Linked DNA regions of Mus musculus: region 1 is linked to region 2. A link is a loop called in an ENCODE intact Hi-C map of the cell type or tissue named here. Cell type or tissue: left cerebral cortex. All regions are shown on one strand. Each heading gives the region's core, and the rest is flanking DNA. Links, peaks and the distances in the headings are about the cores only.

Region 1 (12,201 bases), core at 2,598-10,597, 52 kb after region 2:
CTTTCCAAACGGTTCCTCTTTAAAGCTCAGCTCTGAAGGGCTCACTGTAGAGCGTACTCCCTTGGTGAGGCTCTATCAAACGTGGCCTCTCTTTCCTCCCAGCACTGAAGTAAGAAGTTAGAGGAGTCATCTCCCTGGGAGCCTGCTTTTACCTGTCTCTGTGCCTCCAACAGAGCCCAGGATCACCTACACAGTACTTAGGAGATGTGTCCACCACGTACCATCCCTTGGCAATACACTGCAGACACTGGTGGCTATTGATGCGGACAAGGGATGCCAAGAAAGGCAGATAGAGTCAAGAAGCCTAGCATGCGGGTACCCACAGGGGTGGCGGGGCCGAGGCTAGCATCACGGGAGACCCCAGTGTGTGCCTTAGATTGGCCTGGTCTCTCACCCTTCTCCAGCTCCACAGGAAACAGCTCCAACCTCTCCACTCGCTTCTCTAGCTCATATTCCGCAGAGGCTGCCATGGGATCCACATCCTCATTGCGTCGGTCATAGTCCTCGTTGGAGTAGGTGCTGAATACCTGGGGAGGAGCAGTTCTCAGAGGCCCGTAGGAGGGCAAGAGCACATTGGCAGGAGAAGGCCCTTGGGCCAGCTGAGTCGCATGAAGCCCCGTGTCCATCCGTCTGTCCGTCCGTCCACCCAGAGGCCCTTCCCTTCCACTGATCTCACAAGGAATCCACCTCCCAGCAAAAGGGCTTCCTAGTTCTAGAGCCCCAGGAACAAGAGAGCAAGAAATCCATTCCACATGGTATAGTCTGGGGGGGACCAGATGGACGCTCCCAGGGAGGCTGCAAGGTCTGGGAATCTCCAATACCAGGGCAGAGAGAAAGGAAGAGACAAGACCTAAGAGCCAGACAGCTGAGGGTGGACACAGACACAGAGGAGGAACGGGCTGAGCAGAAGACAGGAAGAGGAGGAGGGGAGGAAAGATGGCGAAGACACTGGAGGATGCCAGATGGGGAAGGGGAGGGGAGAAGGAGGAAAGGAGGAAAGAGGCACCAGGACCCTTCCCTACCCAGATGCTGAAATGGACGTCACAGAGGGGTGGGGAGGAAGCAGAGAAGTTCCTACTTCCCTGGAGAAGGGAAGGCTGTGAAATTCCAGGTAGGCCCCAGAGAGCAAGAGTAGGGGAGAAAGTGGAGCCCCTATGGCCCTCCCACAAGCCAGAACTGTGTCCCTGAAGAACAATAACCCTGTCCACAGGTACCGGAAGAGCCAGGCATAGGCCCCAAGACTGGGGCTCTAAAGGGACCACAGATCATGTGAGGTGGGAATCTGTCTGCCCCTGCACGGCAGTCCCTGTGCCCCTCTGCTGTCTCTCTCCTTCTAGGTGTCTAACTCAGACCTTTTCATAGGATCAGAGAAAAGGAGACGGGCTTTGTAGGTACCTGGTGTTCATGAAGAGGAACCACGGTGGTTTTTGTTTTTTTGTTGGTTTTTTTTTTGTGGCTTTACTGGTAGCTAAGTTGGCATCGCTTAAAGTCAAGTTGGGGCAGGAGTGGTAGAGGCAGCTCTTATCAGCTGTATGGACCAGAAGGGTTAAAGGAAGACACTGTCTCCAGCAAGACCTGTGCCAGGGCCTCCTCTGCTCTAGGAGCATGCTCATGGGCACCCTGCAGGCAGGGTTACCCCTTTGTTGGGGCTTACTGAATGCCATTCAAATCTCCAGTCTCATCACAGAGGCACACTGTCATGGTGGGAGGCAGAGAGGACACTTCTAGGACCAGCCATCAGCACAGCTGGGGTTTATGGGCTCACCTAGTTAATGCCCTCGACTCTACTGTATCAGACACTTTCATGCTCGTCCAGCTACTGTGCACGGGTCAGCAGATTGCTCCCCAACATCTGGACAGCGGTCCCCAACATCTGGCCAGCGGTCCCAGCCTTGAAGCAACAGACTCTATTCCACATATAATCCATTACCCAAGGTCACAGGGGTTGCTCATCCAGTAGCGGGGCAGCATCAGATTCTAGATGGGCTGTGGTAGGCGGGTCACTAGTGACTTAGTTCCCTACTTCAAAGGTGTTCCAAGCTTTAGGACAAAGAATGGCCTCAGCCTGGGTCAGCAAACTGGCCTTGTCCCATCTCTTTACCTGAGGCCTCTGGCCTTTCCCCTGTGCCCAGAGACAGTGTTGCCCCTAGCCCCTTCCCATCACCCAACCCATCTCCACACCCCATCACACACTCCACGCTGTCTCCCAAAACACTCTGGGGAACTGATCTGGGCCTTGGCTTCTGTCCACAACCTGATCACCTTTTGCATCCTGCCCCCCGTGGGAATCCCAGGCAGGCCTCAGGCTCAGAGGCCAGGGACCACCAGAAACCACACCTCCTATCAGAAGGCCCTGGGTTCAGCTATCTCCTCGGCTGACAGTTTGGAATCATATCCTCTGCCCTGAGCAGATACCCCGACCTCCATAACGGTGACAACTGGGTCAGGGAGGGGCGGAGAACCCTGGCTTCAGAATTAGTGTGGAGGTGGCAAAGGAGAAAAAGCCTGGGGCCCTAGCCAGGCTGAGGAGGCTAAAAGCCCCAGTAAGGCCAAAAGTCAGACACGTGGGGCATCTGCACTGCTCTGGCTTTCACGCTAGTGGCCGGCTTGCTCCAGAGTCACCAGGGAGTCCGGAGCACTGCTCCAAATCATGTGCTATTTTTTACCAAAAAAATCAGGGTAAGGCGTCAGATATAGACAGAGGCCCAGACCACATTCTCTCTCCATGAGGGCATGGGGCTGCTCACAAACCCCATGGGGATTGGACAACTGCCTCTGACACCCTCCCACCAGCCTCCACTCCTTCCTGGATCCCACTGCCTTCAAGGGGAACAGGGCATGGAAGAGTCTTCCAAACCCCAGAGCAGGGAGGGAAGAAAGGCTGGCCACCCTTAACCTCCTGGACCTCTACTGGCCTGGGGGGAAAGGAGGAGGTGGAGAGTGAGAGAAACTTGGGCAGCTTTGGTGTCCAGGAGTAACAAACACAATGGGGTTTGGCTTCAGAGGGCAAGGAGGAAGGAGCAGGGTCGAGGCCAACGAAAGTCCTTGGTGCTGTATGCTCCCCCAGGGACAGGCCAGGTGCTAGGCTCCATAGAGCTTGGGTAGGGAAGAAAAGACCATCCAAGCTGGACGTGCCAGCTGGGCTCACAGGGCAGGGGGGAATGGGAGTGGTCTCCTGAGCTTAATTCTCCCCAGGGGACATCTTTTCTCTACCACCACTACTCAGAGGATCTCAAAGCACTGGCTGGCACAGTTCACAAACCAATCTTCAATAGTGGTGCTAGAGAAAGGGGGAGAGGGGCTGAACAAGCAAGCCCCCAGCCTCTTTTAAAGTCCATAGAGAATATGGAAGGCTATAGGCATGAAAAGCCTGCCCAGGCACCTTAGGGGAACTTCCAAACTCACCCCCCTCTTCCTGTAGGGCCTGCTCCTTCAGGGACCATATAAGATGCCCCTTTCCTGGATGCAACCCTGGATATGGGAAGCTGGCCCAGCACAGACTTAAGGAGTAGGGTTCTTTCTCCCAGCCCCAGTCACATGGCCTTGGTCCAGCTCACCCTAGAAGACTGCTTCCTTCTTTCACTTCTGCAAAGTGGGAGTGGGAGTACTAGCAGGGAAGAGGGTCAGCCTTCCACTGTATCTTTGTTTGGGGAAGTTCCTAGCTCCCCTCTGTCACCCCAGACAGAGCCAAGCCTCACACATCCAGAAGCAGGAAGCGTCCCTAAGCTCCCCACCTTTCTCTTCCTGACAGCACATGTGTAGGAACAGTATCCCCAGGACATGTCCCACACCCCTTCAGGGCAGCCAAGTCCCAGCCTCTGGCAGCTTCTGGAAGAAAGAATGTCTGGGGGAGGAAGAGAGAGCAGGTGTCCCAGAGTAGGCGTGGAGTAGGGAGGGATGCTGGGCGGGGTTAGGAACCTGAGGGCAGGTCGCAGCAGGCTACCTTCACAATCACAGACCTGAAAACCTTCCCACTCTGACAAACAGCTGGAAGTTCCCCCACGCCTCCCTCATTGTGGGAACTTCTGGGAACCCGGCTGGGTGGCAGGGGCTGACTCAGCCTGCCAAACACGGATGTCTGGGCGGGAGCGACCACACGCACGTGGCAAGGGCAGCTCGGGGGGCCCAAGGGGGGTCACTCACTTGGATCGGTGCGGTGCTGAAATGGATCTTCCGGCTCGGGGCCGGGTCCTCTTCCTCTGAGAGCCCGGGAATCTCCACACACCCTGACTCCGGCTCATAGGGGGGCTCCCCGTCCTCTTCGTCTTCTTCATCGTCCTCCTCCAGGGCACTGCCCCCAGAGTCCTCCCCGAGTCCACTGTAGGCGCTCACATCCACCAAGTCCGCTTCCGAGAAGTCCTCCTTCTTGGATTCATCCACCTCCTCAGGTGCCATGTCCGGGGCCCGGCCATTGTCCACCCCCCTCTCTAGCGTCGCCACTGACGCCGCCGCCTCCTCCTCGGGGACCGCTTCGGCCTTGGGTTCCTCGGGTGCAGGGCTGGCTGTGGTGGCCGGGGTGCTGCCATTCTCCAAGGCTGCATGGACCGTCACCTCGGCCTGGATCACTTCCCCGGGAGCCGACTCGGCCTCAGACTCCCCACTTTCTTCAACCTCCACCGGCTTGATCTTGCGCACCTCCCGCGGCTTAGGCGGAGGTCGGGCAGGGGCCACCCGGTGCTGTGGGGGCTGCTGCCCTCCGGGGCCACGCTCCTTCTCGGTCGCGCCATCCCCCGACGGGGCGGGAGGCGGCGGCGGTGGCTGGAACACCCGGGACCGCTTAGTGACCAGCTTCGAGTTGACCTGGGGCGCCCCGGCTGCCCGAGGGGGGCCGGGTGCACGGTGAAGGCCGGTCCTCGAGTCGGCTTTCTCGAAGACCGCACTGAGCTGGCTGACCGTCGGCGACACGGCGTCAGCATCCAGCTTGTCCAGCGCCTCGGTGCTGCCGTTAAAGCGCACCACGACGTCCAGCTTCCGGTCCTGCAGGCCGGCGCGCTCCTGCCTCAGCAGCCGCCGCGCCACGGCCTCCTTGTCGCCACCCGAGGCCGCGGGGACGCTCCGTTCGAACAGCTTCCGCGTCTCCTGCAGCCGGGACGGCGGGTGCGGCGGAGGAGCGGGCTGCGCCGAGGGCGCGGGCTTGGAGTCGAAGCGGCTCACGCGCTCCGACACACTGGTGCCCAGCTTGAGCAGGGCACTGTGGTCTACGTTCTCGTTCAGGCTGCTGGCCCGCGGCAGGGACAGGCGCACCCCGCGATCGGACGCCCGTGGGGCCTCGGCCATGCCTGCGCCTCCGCCTGCCTCACCCGGCGGCCCCGCGGTGGTGCCCATCTGCAGGAACATACTTTTGATGCGGTGGACGTTGGAGCCATATTTCTTATGGTGGGCCGCCTTGGGTGCCTCGTCGGGCCCGGGTGCATCGGGAGGCTTTAGTGCCTGGATGCCCGCTTCGTAGGCGCTGCGGTGCGGGGAGGCGCTCCGGAGGGGACCCCCGGGCCCCCGAGGCTCCGTCTTCATCATGGTTGGGGGAGCCGGGTTCGCATCCCCCTGCTCCCCGCTGCCCCCCTCCAGCAGGCGGCTGGCCAAGTCGGGACCACCGCCCCCTCCCCCCAAAGAAAGAAATCCCGAAAGGCCTTCTATAGAGTCCCCCAGAAACCAAGCTGCCAAAAAACAGTTAACCCTGCTTTAAAAAAAAAAAATCTCCGAGCGCCCTGTGTGGGTCGCCTCCCCCAACCAAGCTGCCAAAGACAGCCAGCCCCCTTCGAAAGCTCTAGCGGCCTGGTGCGGTCGCCCCCACCCAAATTGAAGAAGCGGAGGCTGGCTGGAGCTGCTGGGACCGCGCGCCCAGCCCGCGAAGCAGCGGCCACGGCACCGGCTCACATCCTCCGAGGCGGTGTCAGCGGCGCTGGCGGCGCAGGCGCCCCCTACTCCGGCCGGGGGCCTTGGCTCTCGGGGTGCCCGGCATCCCCGCGCCCGTGGCTGCTCCGCTGACCCGGGCCGCTCCGCCGCGCCTCCCTCCCTCCCTCCCTCCCCCCCGCGCCCCGAGCCTCGGTCTTTCTCTAGCTCTGCCCGAACCGCGGCTGCCGGAGACCGAGCGGCTGCCCTTCTCGCCGCCGCCGCTGGGGGACTGGTACCACTGGGTCCTAAAGGGATCGGATTTCCGGGGCCGGAGCCTGTGAGCCCTCCCCTTCCCTTCCACCCTGTCGCCTGGTCTCTCCTACTCATAGTTGGCGGACAGCCTTCCGCAGCTTCACCGACCTTGGCTATTCTTCTTCAGCCCTCCCATCCCAAACTCGGCTTTTCACAATCCACTTAGGCGTCCCCTCATTTAACCCTGGGGGCGGGGAGCCATCCAGCCACAGCAGGAACTGGCCTTCTCCTCCCACAAAGTGAAGGGGTTCTGTGGGGAGGGCCCTTAATCATTTCTCTAAAGGTCCTTAGAGTGTTCAGGGGTACCAGCAACAAAACTTTTGGGTGCTAGATCAAAGTACATAATTTCTAGCTCCTTCCCAAAGGTGAAGGGGAATCTCAGAGGCGGAACCTGGGATTCTTCATTTTAACAATTCCCCATAGGAATTTTTTTTTTTTCATCTTTCAGAATGTAAAACTTGGGCCCAGCAATCTTTGTGGTGCTCTGTCCGGAGGAGAAATGAAGAAAGGGACAGGGTTGGGGGTTACATCACCCATATGGCAGGAGATTACCAAAGATGCTTTTTTGCCTTGGGAAGTCTTAAAATGACGTTGTTCACCTACCCCTTTGGGGAGAGGTATAGAATCCTGGCCTTCATAACCTGCCAGAAAAGATCTCTGAAACAGGAAGGTTTGTAAGGTGTTGGGGGAGGTTGGAAGGAATGATTCTAGAGTCCCAGGGCTAAAGTTTCCCTATTGAGAGTTCTACGTTGGGTCTCAGACTTAGAGGATTCTGGTCACTTGTGTGCAAGCGTGTTTGTGTGTGTGTGTACCCTACAAATCCCACCTTGAAAACTCAGCTTCTTTAGAGCTCCTTCATTCCTCACATACACAACAAGGGGCCTTGTTATGCCCGTTATCCTTCCCCAATCTAGCAGTGAGGATCCGTCCAATATTCAGTCAGGTCTAGATGTGTAGCTCCTCCAGTCGTTGGTAGATTCCCAGGAACTGAACAGGGTGGACACTAGGACCCAGAAAACAACTCAGGCACAAAGCCTCCCCCCTCTCCCCAGCTGCTTCCTGCATCTCAGGCCTTCCTGCGGCCTCTGCCTCCTCCCCCGCCCTCTTCCCCTCCATCCTCTTCCTCCTCTTCCCGTTTTCTCACTCTCTCCGGTTGGCCTGGCCCAGCTCATAGAGGGAACCCTCTACCCTTCCGTTCTCCGTGTGTGGGTTTTGTGGGACACTAACCCATGGCACGTGCGAAAGAGCTCTGTGCATGGGGGGGATGGGACGTGGGGAAACCGCCTGGGAACCCTGAAGATTGGGATGGGGAGGAGCCAAGAACCACTGGACTGGCTCCCTAGAGTAGTGTGCCAGGAGAGGGAAGATTTTTTGGCTCTCATCTGGAGCCGGAGATGAACCCAAATCTCAGGCTTTCGGATGCCCCCTGCATTTTTGCACAGTGGGCAGGAGACTTACCCCTCCCCAGTTCTGCGTTTGGGGATCTGTGCAGGGTAAAGAAGCCATCCAGGTTCCGTCTCCCCTCCTGACCCATCTTTCATGAACAAGCTTTAGGACATGTTCTCAAATTCAAGTCTGGGGCTTGAGCCCTTCACCCTAACCCGGCTACGGCAGTCAGTGGCTTGTTTTTTGAGAAAGGGCCTGCAGTATCCTGTGCTGGCTTCGAACTAAATACTTAGTCAAGGATGACCTTGAACTTTTCTGATCCAACTGCCGCCACCTCCTGAGTGCTGGAATTACAGGCTTGAGCAGTTACTCCAACCGAGGGCTTCCTTCTTGCTCAGCAAGCATTTTAGCAACTGTTTTACATCCCCAGCTCCCTCTGCAGTGGTTGGGCGATGCCCTTCTGCTCACCCCATTGCCAGTTGGGAATCTGAGCAGTGTTCTTAGAGTTCCTCTGTGGACTTGGTGGAGGGCCCAGGGCCCTGGGTGTTCTGCCCAGAATCTCCCACACCCTTTGTGGTGAGTCATTTTTCACTGGCCCCAGCCCAAGGGGTCTGTACCCACACTCCTGGCCAGGTGGGAGGAGGGGTTGGGAACCAGCTGTTAGTCCCTTTCCCAACACCCTTGGCAGAAATTTAGGATGGACTGGATTTAAAGGTACCCTCAGGTCTCCCTTGTTCAGTGATTTCTCAGAGTAAAACTCCTTTAAGGGCTTTGGGATGTGAGAAAGTACGGTGAGTGTGGAGCTTGGGTGGCTGCCGCTAATGAGTGGAGATTATTTTTTCCTGGGCTCCTAGATGGAGCTGAGCAGCACCCAAGCCGGAACTTCTGAAGAAGCGTTTAAGGGAGCTGAGTGGTAACCGCTTTAACCATCACTCTTTCCTTGGAATCAGGCACGACCCAATCTGCCTAAGAGATGGGTGGGGCACGGGGTGTCACCTCCATCCTGTCCCTGCCTGTCTGAGGTAAACTTTCATTCCTCGGGCTGTAAGTTCACTGATTCTTGACTGTTTAGCATCTCAGGATAATTTGAACCTTCTGGTTTCCCCGGGGGCCCAGGTAGAGGAAATCTGTTGATGCCATCGCCAATGTACCTGGTGGTCTTGGGATGGAACTTTCTGCCATTCCTTTGTCCCGTATAGAGAGGAGAGGGGAGTGGTCCCCAAAGTCGGGCCAGGATCTTGGCTATACCACTTATTATCTGGGTGACCTGGCAGAAGTCGTGTATCTCCTCAGTGCTTCCAGGGGATAAACTGAGGCCTGCGAGAGGTGCCAGCAGCCCAGAAACGTATGACCCTGTGTAGAGGAAGGAGAAGTCTCCCGGGCAATGGCTAAGAAATAGAAACTGCAACAGGCAATGATTATCCGCCCTCTCCCGGCCTGAACGCCCTTGTTTCTCAGGATGGCCCCTCTCAGAAGGCGCTCTTTGATGACATGCCTGGAGGCTTGCCTGCTTTAAATGGCAGGTGTAACAGCAAAGATGCTGATGAAGATGGGTGGAGAGAGTCTGATGTGCGATAAGTCCCAGCCTTCAGCACCCTGGGCTCAGGCATGGGCTGGGTGCCAAGGCTGACTGCTCTTCCCAGCCCTGGGCCTTTGAGAGAACTTCTGAAAGCAGTTTTTGTTTGTTTGTTTGTTTGTTTCCTGGCCACTGTGAAGACTCTGATCTAGATCCTGCCCTCTGGCTGTTCTATGGCTCCTCAATAATGTTCACCCCAGTTCTTCCCCTTTGTTGCCTAGGGCCTTGAGCTAGTTCTGGGATCCACGGTGAAGCTATGCTTGTGTACCCACATTTCCAAATAGGAGAGCTCACCCAGCACCCAGCGTGGTGGTGCCGGGGTGGGGTGGTGGTGAGGAGTTAGAGTCCCTGGGAACAGGAAGGAGTGAGCAACACCGGCTCACACAAGTCCCAGCTAGGGTTCTGCAGGTCTGAATTGAGTCCTAGCTCCTCCCATTTGCTCCATGACCTTGGGCTAGTTATTTTGGATTCCTCAGTTCCTAACACGTTCAACCTGAATGTCTGAAATCTTCTGACCATGGATGACCCTGGGTGTCTCCTACTTCCTGTGAGGCACAGGCTGGAACGGGGCTTTGAAATCAGGCCATTTTTGTTTGAACAGACCCCCCCCTCCCCCCTCAAGCTGCCACTTCCAAGCTAAAGGACTTCACCAGATCTCTTCATTTGTAAGCTGGGAGACAATAGATCAACCTCAAGGAGCTGCCCAGGGCACTAGAGAGATCCTGAATGCAGAAAGCGCAGAGGTTGGAGCTTAGTGTGGGCTGCCCCTGCCAATGAATGCACGTGTATTGGAGCATGTATCGGGGTGCGCATGCACAGTGTGGGCAGGTACGTGGCTGGGAATGAGCTCTGGTGTCTACAGCTCTTGAATCTCTTTTAGTGAGACACTGGGCCTCTGCTTCTTTTTAAGGTCCATTATGTGAAATTCTGCTCTATAAGCATTCCCGCCCATGGCTCCTCCAAATCTGCCTGAATCCTTTCTCGTTGCCCTGGTAGAGACTGAACCCAGGGCCTCCAGCATGCTAGGAAAACACTACATCTCTTAACTACACCCCTGCCCTAAGATAATTTTTGAAGGTGACCTTTCATCTAAACTTCCCAAAGGGTCTTTTATTCCTGAAGTCTGTCACTGCACCTGCAGAGAGAGGAACTGTGGGCCCCTTCTTCCCACAGCTGGGAGATAGCTACCACCTGTTTTAACTTTTCTGGCTACTGGCTTTCTTCCCATCAGTCTCACACTGTACTCTAGCACCTGTGTAACCTTGTAAAGATCACATGCTTCTTGGAGACTAGGGAAGCCTCAGTCTGTGTGTGTGTGTGTGTGTGTGTGTGTGTGTGTGTGTGTGTGTGTGTATAGGTTGGGGGATGGGGTGGGACACAGCAAAGATATCTCCAAGTCCTCGGGTGTTTTAGAGGAAAGCCCATCTTTAGCTGACTTAGCCTGTAGATGTGTTGTAGCCATGGGGGCTCTACAGACATGCAGAGAGGTCAAAGGGGAAAAAAGAAGGAACGGGAAAGATTAGGCAATGCATTTTGCCATCAGCAAATCCAAGGAGCTCCAACTGCTAAGAACTCACATTGCTGTGTTTTGGTGTTTTTGTTTTTGTTTTTCGAGACAGGGTTTCTCTGTATAGCCCTGGCTGTCCTGGAGCTCACTTTGTAGACCAGGCTGGCCTTGAACTCAGAAATCTGCCTGCCTCTGCCTCCCGAGTGATGGGATTAAAGTCGTGCGCCACTACACCCGGCACATTGCTGTGGTTTTGTTTGTTTTGGGTTTTTTTTTTTTTTTTTTTGGATGCTGGTTTTTCATCTGCTTTCTGGACTGGGTGCAAGGAAGAGACAACTTTCAAAATCACTTTCTCCCATAGTCCTTTGCCCGCCATCTCCAGCCTGACTGGCTCCAGCAGCAGGCTCTGCTGGGTCCCCTGGGACCTGGCACGGGTTCAGTCTCCAGAGCCTTCAGCTCTTCTTGCTCGGCTCCCTTGCTCTTCAAGTAGCCTTGGGAAGGGGTTGGGGAAAGTGGAACATAAGCAGTCTTGTGATTTTGAGGCAATTCTGTTTCCCCGAACTCTTTTTTGTTTAAAAAAAAATTTTTTTTTTTACCTTTTCTTTTACATTTAGTTTGAAAATTTTCCTAGAAAATAAGGAAAATTCAGAGAACTGCATCACAGCAGAATTTACAAATGCCTGTTTGCTTCAGGTTTGTCCATAGAAATTATATTAATCTGGGAGGCTGGAGACATGACTTGATCAGTACAGTTCTTGCTGTGCAAGCGTGAAAGCCTACGTTGCATCCCCAGAATCCAAGAGAAAACCAACCTGAGTGGTTGGTGGCTCAGGCTTGTGATCCGAGCCCTGGGGAGGCAGAGACAGTGGCTTGGGGCTTAGAGGCCAGCTGGCTTAGCCTACTTGCCTAACTCCTGGCCAGTGAGAGACCCTGTCTGAGAGAGAGAGGAGAGAGGAGAGGGGGAGAGGGGGAGGAGGGAGAGAGAGAGAGAGAGAGAGAGAGAGAGAGAGAGAGAGAGAGCTCAAATCAAACTGCAAAGGTGTTTCCCATCTTCCCAGTGGAAACTATTGCCTAGCACAGTAACTCCCTGGCCCCTCCCACTGCTGCCCCTGGCAACCACTTGTATCTGTGTGAACTTGACTCCTCTAGGTACCTTATGTAAGCATCATACAGAATCTGTCCTTTTGTGGCTGGCTTGTTCTGCTTGGGTTTACATAAACTATGGCAAGTATCAGCCCACAATTTTAACACACACATTTACATGTCCATGAAACAGTCGTGCTTTTCTGAGTCTTTACAGCCTATGTAACAATATCAATACTATATATGCCATTTGTACCTTCCGCACTCAAGATTTTTGACAGTGGGCCCCTGTCTTAGTCAAGGTTTTACTGCTGTGAACAGATACCATGGCCAAGGCAGCATTATAAATAAGGACAATATTTAATTGGGGCTGACTTACAGGTTCAGAGGTTCAGTCCATCAAGGTGGGAGCATGGCAGCATCCAGGCAGGCATGGTGCAGGCGTTGTTGAGAGTTCTACATCTTCATCTGAAGACTGCTAGTGGAAAAATGACTTCCAGGCAGC
Region 2 (12,201 bases), core at 1,667-9,666:
CCTGCCCCTGCCTCCCAATGCTAGGATCAAAGGCCACGCCAGCTTGTTTGTTTGTTCTTTGGAGATAGGGGCCGCCTGTCATGCAGGCTGGCCTTGAACTTCTGATCCTCTTTCCTCCTGCTGGGATCATCAGCGTACACTAACCACTGTTCATTGTGGAAACAGTCTTTTCCAGAGCACAGAATTACTGGAGACCCTTAATTTTCTCCGTTACCTTTTTTTTTTTTTTGAATCAAAATAATGTTAAAAGAAGTGAAAAATCAAGCATAGTCATGTAGAGAACTTTGACTCCAAACACTGGAATTGCAAACGTTCCAAACCGGGAACTTTTTGAGCCACAAATAAAACAAAATCCCAAACTTGAAACACTTAAGATCCAAAGCATCAGAAGGCTATTTAACCTATACACACACATGCATACGGGAACATAATGACCACACACATGCCACCACAGAGGGGAAAAACCATGCCAATTGCTATGCGTTGTTTGTGTTTATAATAACTATGAAGAGCTCGCCATGTAACAGGTGCCACTCGGAGCAGTCCCCCCATGCTAACCACCATTTAATCCTGTCCAATTGCCCTTGAGGTAGGAAATTAGCATTCCCAGATTACAGACAATAACAGAGAGGTTGAGTAACTCGTTCAAGGCCACTCAGCCAGTGTGAATAGCAACGCTGGGCATGAGCTCAAGTAGCCCAACTTCCCAACGCATGCTTTTGGCCATGGCTATACTGTAAAATAACTGCAAATAGTCTCTACAGAGCACATGAAAGAACTAGAGAGAGATGAAATTACTATACTAGCCCACAGTCACACAACTTATCAGGAACAGAGTTGGCACGCAAGTCTAAATGTGTGTGTGTGTCACAAACTCAGACATCAGGCTGCCTACCAGATCTAAACCTGCCCCTGTGGCCAAATCTTTGTCTAAGACCTGCTGGTGTCCATGAGTACTGCGGGGGCTTTTTAACTCTTTGACTGCCCCCTAGTGGCTGTAGGTCAAATGACAGGAACATGGGCTGGGCAGAGACTGAGAAAATGGCCAAATGTGGGGTCTCAGCAGGCTAACCCAGCACTTGTCTCTCCTCTGCAGTTCTCTGTGGACATTGACTCAGAGCTGGTGGAGGAGCTGCCGGCTGAGATTGAGCTGTGGTTGGTGCTTGTGGCCGTGGGTGCTGGGTTGCTGCTGCTGGGGCTCATCATCCTCCTCTTGTGGAAGGTAGAACCTCCCAGCCTACTGGGGCTTCCCACTTCAGACCCGCCAGTGCCAGCACTGCTCACCCAACCTCCCTCCATCCCGTGGCTCTGCATCCCATTCCTCATCTCCATCCCAGATACTCCCTGCCCCTCCCCATAGCTTCCAGTCCCACCCATGCCCCAGGGAGCTGCAGGCTGCAAAGGGGAATAGGGGCTCTGGTATCTGGCTATCCAGGAAGCTGGGCTCAGGACTTAGCTTTCCAGGTTCCTCAGTTCTAAGCCCCAGCTCCCCAAGTGCTGATGGCCAGGTCTACCAGCAACCCTGATGGCCACCCCCACCTCCTCCCTCCAGTGCGGCTTCTTCAAGCGAGCCCGCACTCGTGCCCTGTATGAAGCTAAGAGGCAGAAGGCTGAGATGAAGAGCCAGCCGTCAGAGACAGAAAGGCTGACCGACGACTACTGAGGGGTCAGCCCCCCTGCCCCGGCCCACCCGGGTAACATGGCCTATGAATCTCCTCTCCAAATCCCCAGCTGCCTGGGGCCTCTGATTCTGTCCTGTCTGCTCCTCTTGCCTTGGGGTCTGCTTGGATCTCAACTTGTCTACCACCCCAAAGTGCAGGCCATTCTGGTTTTCCCCCGTGCCCCCACATCCACCTGGCTCTCAGGAGCTTAAAATCCCAAGAGTATGCTGGGAAATCCTCCCAATGAGCGTGCTGCTTTCTGGAGGACTGGAAAAGAGAAATAGTCAAGGCTAGACCCTGTCTCTGTCTGATCACCAGGCATGGCCACAGTTACTCTAAGTCCTCTCTCCTCCCACAAGCAAGGAGGGGGCCAAGGGAGGCCAATCTCTTTTGTCTTGAGTCCCACCATCTCCCTAGGATAACTGTCTTACCCACTTCTAGTACTGGCCATTGAGACCACCGCATCTTCCTGGTCCACAATCTCTGCAGCCGCTTAGTCTCCACTGCCTCTGCTCTCCTCTGTGTCTTCCTCAGCCCTTCCTTCCTCTGGGCCTGGGGTGGGGATGTTCATCTGCCCATTTCATACTGAAGTTGGGATGTTGGAGTTATGGCCTGCTGTAAGGACCATAGGGGTGGGGGCGGTGGAGGTGGGGGGTGCAGACCTTCTCCTGCTTGAATTCTGGATACTGACACAATTTCTCTTCTGCCTAAACCCCAGTGTGACTTCTTTAAGCCGACCCGCTACTACCGGATTATGCCCAAGTACCATGCAGTGCGTATCCGGGAGGAGGACCGCTACCCACCTCCAGGGAGCACGCTACCCACCAAGAAGCACTGGGTCACCAGCTGGCAGATTCGGGACCGATACTACTGATGCCCTCCCCGACAAACCTTCCGGCGCTCCCTTCCTTCCTATTTATCATAAATTATGACTCCGACAGTCCAAAGGGGGCCACGCCCTTGGCTGGCACCAGCAGGCTCAGGCATCTATCCCTCTTCAGTGCAGGCATGTTTTCTGGGGCCCTGGAATCTCCTTCAAGACCTTGCAATGCTGAGCCCAGCACAGCCCTTGCACAGTGGACACACACACAGGGCCTACTGCTAATGGCCTGCTCTGATATATCATGGAGGGTGCCGTATCCAAGTCTCTGTCTGTGCCAAAACCAAGCCAAAGCGCCTCTACTGGGAGACAGGAGGAAAAGGTCCCTGATGTGGGGACACGGCTCCTCCACACTGAATCCCCCTTGAGCCATTGTCAATGGATGGAGTTTACTGTCCAGAATAAAACTACTGATGCGGAGGAGACAGTCAGGCTCAGCTGCAATTCCTGCCAGGCACTGGAGCGCAGGGCTACACTAAAGGCTACCCAGGGGATGTTCTTACGACCTGCGTGCTCAGACGCAAGAGCAATGAACTAGAAAGCAGGTCGCCGGAATGGGCTTTATGGGTGCATCTCTAAAATCGTGGCTACAGAGAGAGCTGGCAAGAAACGCAGCCCGAAGGAACAAAGAGAGACCGTGGGCAGCCTGGACGCACACACTGTGCTGGGACTGACCTGGAGCATGGCGGCATCCTTCAGAGAGCAGGGTCCTGGCGCAGCAGACATTGGTAGGATGAAGAGGAGAGACTTCTGATCCATCCTGACCACCTCAGCCTGGGCAAGGCCTGGAGATCCCCACGAGACCACGTGGGGTGTGATACTTGAATGTAGCATGGCAGGGGAGGGCCCAGCCCCTGCCCCAGTTGGCCAGACTTAACTCTGCTCCCTTGACCACAGAGATGAGATTCTGAGCTGCCTGTGGCTTTCTTCCCCTCCCCCAGGGGCTGCATCCCCATTCTAGCAGTGGAGGCTGATTTCCCAGGTCCTCTCCCCATCCCGGTCCACAGGCAGGCCCACTCCCCAGCTCTGTCCCCTCCACCCCACGGTACTATAACAACTTCCCCGATCCTGTGCCTTCTTTGTATATGGGCTTCTCACTAAAATAAATAAACTGTTCCCAGTTTGTACTGCTGTGTCTGCTCCTACCTGCCCCCGCCCCAACGCCCCTCGTCCTGACCAATCTCCGTTCAGTCTGGAGGGGTAATACCCTTCCCTAGCTGGTCCCTTGGCGATGGACCTAGCACCCCACAGCAAGCCACACATGAGAGATTTTGATTCAAGCACAGAGTTCACGGAAATCCAGTTTTAGGGAGAGCGCCATACATGGGGGAGTGCTTTCTTTACCTGTCAGAGTTGTGGCCTGTTCCTGCTGGGTTCATTCTAACATCAAACGCTCCTGGCCTGGATTTGGGGAGGGAGGGAGGGAGGGAGGGAGGGACGGAGGGAGGGAGGGAGGGAAGGAGGGAGGGAGGGGAGTTGAGAACAGACCTGACGCACCCCCAGCTGATCTCAAATTATGTGGATCAGGATGGTCTTGAACTCATCCTCTCCCGTGATAGGGTATCAGGTTTCTTGAACTCATCCTCTCCCGTGCTAGGTCCATCATCAGGTTTGACCCAAGCTGACTTTAGGAAGGGAGAGAGGGGGCAGGGGGAGGAAGAGAGGTCCCATCCAATTGGCCTGGCCCTTGAAAGTACACCCTCTGTGCTACCCGCCACCTCTAATTGTTAGGCTGGTCGATGTCTAGCGATCCTCCCTCACAGACCTGAAGCCTCTCTGCCAACCTCACTTCCTTTCTTCTGTCTGTCTGCTCTACTACATGCCAGGCTGTGTGTTCAGCACTGCAAATAAAGCAACGACTAGGTCAGACACAACCCGTGTCCTCCTTAAACTAAAGTCCAGTGGGGAAGACCCACGAATCAGCAGTTAGCCCACTTTGTGAGAAGCTCTCATGTCATCCTAAGATCAGGAGAGGCACGTAGGGAGCCCAGCCCAGCCCAGGAGCTCAGCAAAAGGACATGGCTAAGCAGCCAAGACCTGAAGAATAGGTACAGGAGGTTGAGAAGAACGATCCAGAACCCCACCCCCACCCCACCACCTCTCCAAGTAAAAAGAGATAGCATTGTCAGTGGTTTAAAGATTAGAGGCTGGGGCAAGGCGGCAGGTAGATGGAGTTGGGAGTTGTTGAGCCTGGCAATCTGAAAAGATGAAGCTAAGGAATGGAGCCAAAGTGGATACTGGGATAACTGGAAAGGCTCCAGTAAGAGGTGGAAAGGTGGACCAGGAGAAATGGCTCAGCAGTTAAGAGTACTTACTGTGTGTGCTTTTGCACAGGCCCTGGGCTGCGTTCCCAGCATCTACACCAGCTTCGTAACCGCCTGTAACTCCAATTCCAGGCAAGCAGATGCCCTCCAGCCCCACAGACACCTATGTGCTGTGGTATGCAAAAACTCACTTGGGTGCACACACATACAGATTATAAATAGATCCTTTAAAAAATTTTTTTTGGGTTTTTTTTTGTTTTGTTTTTTGTTTTTTTTTTTAAAGACAGGGTTTCTCTGTGTAGCCCTGGCTGTCCTGGAACTCATTCTGTAGACCAGACTGGCCTTAGACTCTGAGATCCTCCTGCCTCTGCCTGGGATTAAAGGTATACACCGATACTTTTTTTTTTTTCAAGTGAAAAGGCTCTGTGTGTTGGAACCAACCAGGCCAGATTTGTAGTTGAGAATGCTTGCTAATTCTGTTTTCCTGCCTATAAAATGGAGGAAACGATATAATAATCCAGCAAGCAGTGCCTGGCCCACAGCATTACGCTTTCCAAGGTGAACTCTTGTTTTGTGTTGGCTACAGTTAAACTGTTATAACTTGCAGTGTGTGTGTGTGTGGGGTGGGGGGGTTGAGGATCAAACCCATAGTCTTGCATATTCTAGGAAAACACTCTATTACTGAGTTACTACCAGCTCAAACCCACCTTCTCTACCTTTTGGAGAAAAGATCTTACTAAATTACCCAGGCTGGACTTAAACTCACACTGCCTCAGGTGGGCCTTGGACAGATCTCCTCCTGCCTCAGCCTCCAAGAGGAGCACCAGGACTTCCTAAAGGCCAAACCTCAATCCTGTCTGTGCTTCACAGGGCCATAGTAAAGGCCGGGAAACCACTGGATAATCAATAGTAATGAACCTAGGAAGGCCCAGAGAGTGGGGCACATACCAAGTTTTACCAAAAGAGGGCGCATGACATTTCTCAGGGAAGAGGCAGGGAACTGCTAGGAAGACTGGGCTGGGCTCCCAAGCCGCTAACCACTAAGATGCCTTAGCTCCTGGGGACTCGCAATAAGGAAGCCAGCGGCACAGACAGTTGCTCGTCTCGGGTTAGGTGCACAGAAGGTTACCTTCTTAGGTGGTTGTGCAAGACGCGCAAGGTTTTATGCTCAGTCAAATGAGCGAGGTAATAATAAAATGGAACTTAACTAAAATTAGCACTGACCATAGCTCCTGCTCCCGCCTCTGCCAGTCCTAAGGGGGTTTGGCTCTGGCTGTTTTTGTTGTTGTTTTCCAAGTACCAGAGATCAATACAGGGCTTCATGCATACTGAGCAAGTGCCATGCCTTCTGAGCTACATTCCCACCCTGATATCGGATCTTTTTCGAAAGAGAGAGAGAGAGAGAGAGAGAGACCTTTTCTTGGGCTTTTTGGATATTTATGGAAGTCAGCGGGTTGCACGCATATAGGATAGCTTAGTATAAGCTCGCATACTGGTTTCGGATTTTGCAAGTGTTCATTCTGGGTCCATCATAGGAGTGAGAAACCACTGTGAGCCCCTATAGCAGAGCAGGTAAGCAGGTTGTCAGGTCAAACAGGTGCCTTTAGGAAAGGGACAGGGCAGGGAAGGGAGGTTTTAAAGAAGGAGACAGGGGAAAGAACCAGGGAAAGTAGAACGTCAAACGAAGGGTTAGCGGGACTCTGGGGAAGAAAGGGTTAACTCGGGGCTGGCCCCCAAGAAGTGTAGTTGGCGACAGGAGGCGGGACTTGAGCACAGCCCAGGAAAACAACAGGCCGTCTCCAGCACCTTCACGGTTAAGGAGGTGGGCCTCGAGGAGAGCCACGTGTCGAAGCGCAAGGCTATTGGTTCTCCCAGAGTTGTTTGTGCGCGCCCATTGGCGACGTCGGGGCGCCGGGACAAGCCGATTGGCTAGGCGTTGGAGGCATCGCCAGGGCAAGGGTAGGGAGGAGGCGGCCGAAGCCCGTCTCCCGGCTAAGCTGGGCCGAGCTGACGGCCGGTGCCAGCGCCTCCAGCCCCGGGACAGCAGCGAGATCCAAGCCCGAGCCGCAGGCGCCGTCGCCATGCGCTGGGTCCGGGCGCTGTTGAAGAATGCGTCCCTGGCAGGGGCACCCAAGTACATCGAGCACTTCAGCAAGTTCTCCCCGTCCCCGTTGTCCATGAAGCAGTTTCTAGACTTCGGTACGGAGTCGGCGTAGGCGGGCACCGGGGGCTGTGGGCGCGGGGAAGGAGACCCTGGCAATGAGAGGTTAACATCGGAGGAAGAGGTCCTGGGTGGTAGGAGGGTTGGCTTGGAAGAGTATGGACAGGAATGGGTAAACGGCGAGGCCAACCTGGCTGCCCACAAAGAGTTAAGAGTGCCCCCTTCACAGTTAACTAAGAATGGGGGCGCGGAGAAAGCGTTGCGAGGGATCGTGGAGAGTAAGAGACAGTGAGGGCATAGGACCCTATCCAGACATGATAGAGTTAGTGGGAGATCCCGGCCACTGAGAGTGGGCAGCCAAGAGTAAACAGGAGACGTGCTGTTGGAGTGCTAAGGAGATTCAGCCATCTGGAAGACCTGTGCTGTGCACGAAGGGCGGGGTACTTCTGAACAGAGCAAGGGAGAAAAGCCAGGGCAGGTGGGAAGGGGGCCCCTTGAAGTAGGAGGTGCTAACAGGGGAACTCCCCTGACTGGTGAGCCTCCACCCACTGCAGCTGCCCACTGGGCAAGGACACTTGAAGATCAAATCTGTTCTGACCTGGCAGCGGTTCCTAGCTGGGCAGAGCCCAACTTACCATGAGGTAGTCAGGTGGCTTTCACCCTCCTATGGCTACCCCTGGGTTTCTGAAGATCACCCACTCGGTGTTCTGAGGGTGGAGGTGGCTTTGGGGCAGGAGAAAGCTTTGCGGAGTGGAGGATGGAGACGTTGTGTGGCCCCCATCTGTCTGCAAGGTATTCCCTGGTGCCAGCTGGTGTAGGGAGTGGACCCAGGTCTCTCAAGAGTTGGCTGTGTCACAGGCAGGAGGACAGGAAGATGGCCGACAGGACTTGGGCACCTGTTTTCCAGGATATGCCTTGTTACTCCCTGTTCAGTTGGAGTTGTGAGCTTTGCTTGTGTAGGAAATCCTCCAGGGCCCACTCCAAGTCCCCGCCAAATGAATGCCACAGCTAGAAGGGACTTGGCCGTAGTTCGGTCCACCTATCTGGGGAAAACTGCTGATGATATACAGTAAGTTACAGAAGCATCGCCTGCTGTTGATCCTAGGTCTCCTGTCTCTAGCTGACACAGCTCATTCCTCTACTGCCTGTTAATCTTGACCCTGGACCAAGGTCCCCATTTGCCTCACAGATGGTCATTAACATGGCCAATTCTACATTGGCATTCATCTGTCTCCTCAGCCTAGATGAGATGGCCTGCCTCAGGGATAATGCTGAGTTCCTACAGTCCTGGGAACCTAGTCCTAGCACCCCATGGAGAAAAGGATTTCTTAGGTGCCTCTGCACCCTGGGCTAGCCCCCTGTGATGAGTGCCCACCTAGAGAGATGGAAAGGAAAGTGAGGTGAATCACGCCAGAACAGTTCAGAGTCAGCCCCGGGAACATCTTGTTTCCCTGGTTAACAAACAGGGTTTTCACTGAGGGTCAGTGGGTGATACACTCTGTTCCTAAATTGACATCCACGTGGTAGGATGTCTGGGGAAAACTCAAGCATCGCAAGGCTAGGAGGGCTACCTTGCTGTGTGCCACAGATAGGTCCCATGGTCATTTCAGCCTGCCCAGTTTCCACATGGGTGACTGTCCCCATGGTTTGCAGCTATTGATTGACCGACCCCTCTGTCATCCTCAGGATCCAGCAATGCCTGCGAGAAGACGTCATTCACTTTCCTCCGGCAGGAGCTGCCCGTTCGCCTGGCCAACATCATGAAAGAGATCAACCTGCTTCCTGACCGAGTGCTGGGCACCCCATCGGTGCAGCTGGTGCAGAGCTGGTGAGGTCCCCCTCACATGCCACCACCCCTCCATCCTCACCGTGTTCCTCTGTTCTTGTGTCAGAAGCTAGGACAGAGGCAAGGCACAGGGGCCCCAAGAGGCTGGAGAGTTAGCCAGGATTTCTTGGACTCCTCAGCCTGAGCAGGGTCAAAGGTCAAGTTCAGTCTGTTTCTCACCATCCCACTTTCCCTGGGGACTTAGTGTCCATTCAAGAAAGCGTAGCTTTCAAAGTCAAGAGCAGAAGTCATGCTGACATCAGCAGTAACCCTTGGCCTGCTCAGTAACTTGGGAAAACAAGAAGAAGAAAAAAAAAAAAGGTGAAGATTCAGTTATCCCGGTGGCAAATCTAACTTGTCTTGAATGTTGAAGAAACACTCAGTTAAATACAGACAATACAGTCCCTTCCCAAAGAGTTCAGAGGGCAAGGATCAAAAGTTCATTACAGGTAGCTGTAGGGACATTGCTGAGTGACTGGAGGCCAGATAGCCTCACATGAAACAAACAAAGGTGTGTCTGTCACTGGGCACGTCCCTGGCTGATCATCAAGAGACTTTTGTGACAACTGGGCAGCAACCTAGTCATCAGGATTTGCAACATGGGTTGACTGAGGATTCTCTGGGGCTTGGGAGGATCATACCTGTGGTCCCAGCACTGTCCTGTGGCTAAGCGGGTGGCAGCAGCTAACTGTGCGGCTCGGGGATAAAAGCTGCCTTTGCCCTGAGCTGTTGTTCCTCTGCAGCTGAGACAATAGATCTAGGCAGCACTGGTGGTACGGGCCTAGTAATCGCAGCTCAGAGGCTGAGGGTGGACAATCGCGACTGTAAGGCCAGCCTGAGGAACTTAGGGAGACCCTGTCTCAAAACGAACAAAGGGCTGGCTGTAGCTCAGCGGGAAAGCACTTGCCTGGTATAGATGAGGCCCTGTGTTCAAGTCTCAATATCACACACACAGACAAACACCAAGACAGCAGCAGCTTCCCACAAGGAGCCCAAGGCGTTCCTGGGAGACTGCCAAGACAGGCTAAACAAAATGCAATACAAACATGTGGAGGAGTCACGATCATGGAAGGTTCGATTTTTCTTTTTAAATGAAAGACGTCATTGATTATGACGTCTCCCACTTACAGAAGGGTAAAATGTTCTTTTGACACCTGGAAAGCACAAAAGTGTAGATAGAACATGTCTACCATTACTCTCCTTCACACCAGCCCCTGCTAGAATGTCCTGCGGTTTTCCGATGCCCTTCCAGCATTGAGTCTGTGCGTGGATATGTCTCTCCCTGGTTTATTCTAGAGAGACGGGCTCCGGTAAGGGATAGCATTGTACACACCAGGCCAGGTGCGTTGTAGGTATGCAGTGCATGCTAACTGACGTCATGAGGAAAACTGAGCAGGGTGGAGACAATTCCAGTCTTCTTGGTGGTTGGCAGGTTGAAGCAGGAGGATCATGAGTTCAAGTGTTCAAGACCAGCCTAGGCACTGTAGTGAAACATGTTTGAAGCCAAAACACGTGGGAAAAGGAAAAGTACACACGGAAGGACTTGGATACTCAGAGCTAGACAGGAGGGGCTCTGAATAGACCCAAGAAGGTGATGGGTGGGTGGAGGGCAGGGTTTGAATTTCAGGTGGCCCAACTAAGTTACCTGTCATTGAGCCCTCACTAGGACGTCCAAGACCTCTGAGCCAGTCTCGTGTCTTCCCACAGGGTGGCGGGGCTGTGGGGAGGAACCAGAAGGTACCATCTGTTCTCCCAGCCCTCCTCCAGTCTGTCCGGCTGACTGGAGTGGCTGACTAACCAGCTGGTCCCTGACTTCACGACAAGATCTCCCCTCCCAAGAAACTGTTTTCTGAGGCAGCCAGGAAGGTTGACAAATGGAGGACCAGAGGAGGGCAAGGGTTTGTTGAACAGGGAGGCATAGCTTGAATTATTTTCCCCTCAAAGCTTGGAAGGAATGCCAGGGCACAGCAGGGAGGGGTAGAGTCAGAGAAAACACTTCTTGCAGCGCAGGATTCAGCATGCAGGAGGGCATTGCCAAGGGGTGGTCGGTCATCCTGGTACACTAAAGAGAGACGCTGAGGGGGGTTGCAGAGCCAGTGGGCCGCAGCCACAGCAAGAGAAGCTAACATGGCAGAACAGGAAGGACTTGCTCTCTATGAGAGAGTGGAGTTTTTCTTCTAGGATAAACTCAAGGGGGCTGAGATGGTGGAGCGACGGAGGTGGGCAAGGCCTTCACAAGAAGAAGAGGAACAAGGCCTGACTTCACAGAGAGCCTGGGAAGAGGTCCTCTAGCCTGAGTCTGATGACTTAGAGAGCAGACCCTGCCCTTGGGGATGTGGAGAGGGAGGGAGCTGTTGGCAGCCCAGTAGTTACTACACAGTCATAGTTAATGGAGAGCGCTCGAGGCCTGGGCTGACACTCAACATGATAACTTCCCAGTTCAGAATAAACTGGATCAACTCTTAGCCTGTTCAGGCTTGGAGGAATGGGGCCATATTTGGGGGGGTTACCAGAAGGTGGGGCTGCCCCCTAGGCTTAGCAACAGCATGTGTGACCTATGTGACGGTAGAGTCTTGATAGGTACCCTACACTACAGGACAGTAGGGCTTTCCTGGGCTCAGCTTCATGGGCTGTATAGTGGAGTCCCATGCTGTATCTCAGGGTCCTGTGCTACTGAAAATGTAAAGCACACTGTCTCTGTTAGGGTTACCCTTGCTGTGACCGGGGCCACAAGCACGGCGAGGAAAGGGTTTATGCAGTGTGTACTTCCACATCATAGCCCATCACTGAAGAAATCAGTACTGGATTGCTTCCTGGGGCTTGCGCAGCTTGCTCTCTTACAGGACCCAGGACCACTAATCCAGGGATGGCACCACCCAAATGGGCTAGGCCTTCCTGCATCAACCACTAATTAAGAAAATGCTCTACAGATTCCCTACAGCCCAGTGTTCCGGAGGCATTTTCTCACTTGAGGCTCCCTCCTCTTGTCCCTCGTTTGCGTCAAACTGACACAAAACTAGCCAGCACACACATCTAGAACAGTACCGGCCACAGTCCTATGCTCCTGGGCAGCTGTACCCGCAAGTCAAAGGTGACACAATTATGTCAGAGGTCTCAGAGGCAACACAGCAATGAGAACACAGGGTAGACACCCCCGCCCCAAGACTAACACACCTGAGGGCTCGTGGAGTATCAGGCTCCCCTCTGTTTGCTAACTCAGATGGTCCTGTAATCTGGATGGCATCCCCTAGCGAGTCTCCTCCTCATCTCCAGATGAGAGACGGAGGCTCAAGAAGTGGGGCATCTTGGCTAAGGTTGGTTAGGGAGTCCTGGTGGGTCTGGGACTCAGATTCAGGCCCATGGGTTCTGGAGGCTGCATTTGAGGGACAGGAAAGTTTGGTATGGGGTCA

What was found. Peaks named below come from ENCODE experiments on the same cell type or tissue, not always from the same donor. Only the 100,000 strongest peaks of a DNase experiment are listed, where the experiment ranks them.
Region 1: it touches region 2 in a loop (4-fold over the local background); 4 of 42 quality-filtered maps call a loop at or near these places.

What each region holds. Positions count from the first base shown.
Region 1 is chr11:94,984,861-94,997,061 of GRCm38, reverse strand. Ppp1r9b (protein phosphatase 1, regulatory subunit 9B) reads right to left here and starts at 5,850. Exons shown (of 10, transcript NM_172261.3): 1 at 4,144-5,850; 2 at 395-527. The coding sequence starts at 5,514. In left cerebral cortex, for the core only: CTCF peaks have their summits at 6,109 and 7,175; DNase peaks (open chromatin) are centred at 6,143, 7,228, 8,055, 9,900 and 5 more places; H3K4me3 peaks cover 5,353 bases; H3K27ac peaks cover 7,422 bases.
Region 2 is chr11:95,035,942-95,048,142 of GRCm38, reverse strand. Pdk2 (pyruvate dehydrogenase kinase, isoenzyme 2) reads left to right here and starts at 6,772. Exons shown (of 11, transcript NM_133667.2): 1 at 6,772-7,004; 2 at 8,653-8,794. The coding sequence starts at 6,887. Itga3 (integrin alpha 3) reads left to right here. Exons shown (of 26, transcript NM_013565.3): 24 at 1,097-1,222; 25 at 1,553-1,694; 26 at 2,380-3,668. The coding sequence ends at 1,663. It overlaps Gm11513 (a long non-coding RNA gene), which reads right to left. Exons shown (of 3, transcript XR_003949596.1): 2 at 10,437-10,508; 3 at 9,860-10,272. In left cerebral cortex, for the core only: a CTCF peak has its summit at 5,756 (motif pointing right); DNase peaks (open chromatin) are centred at 6,668, 7,442, 8,885, 9,661 and 1 more place; H3K4me3 peaks cover 2,430 bases; H3K27ac peaks cover 3,052 bases.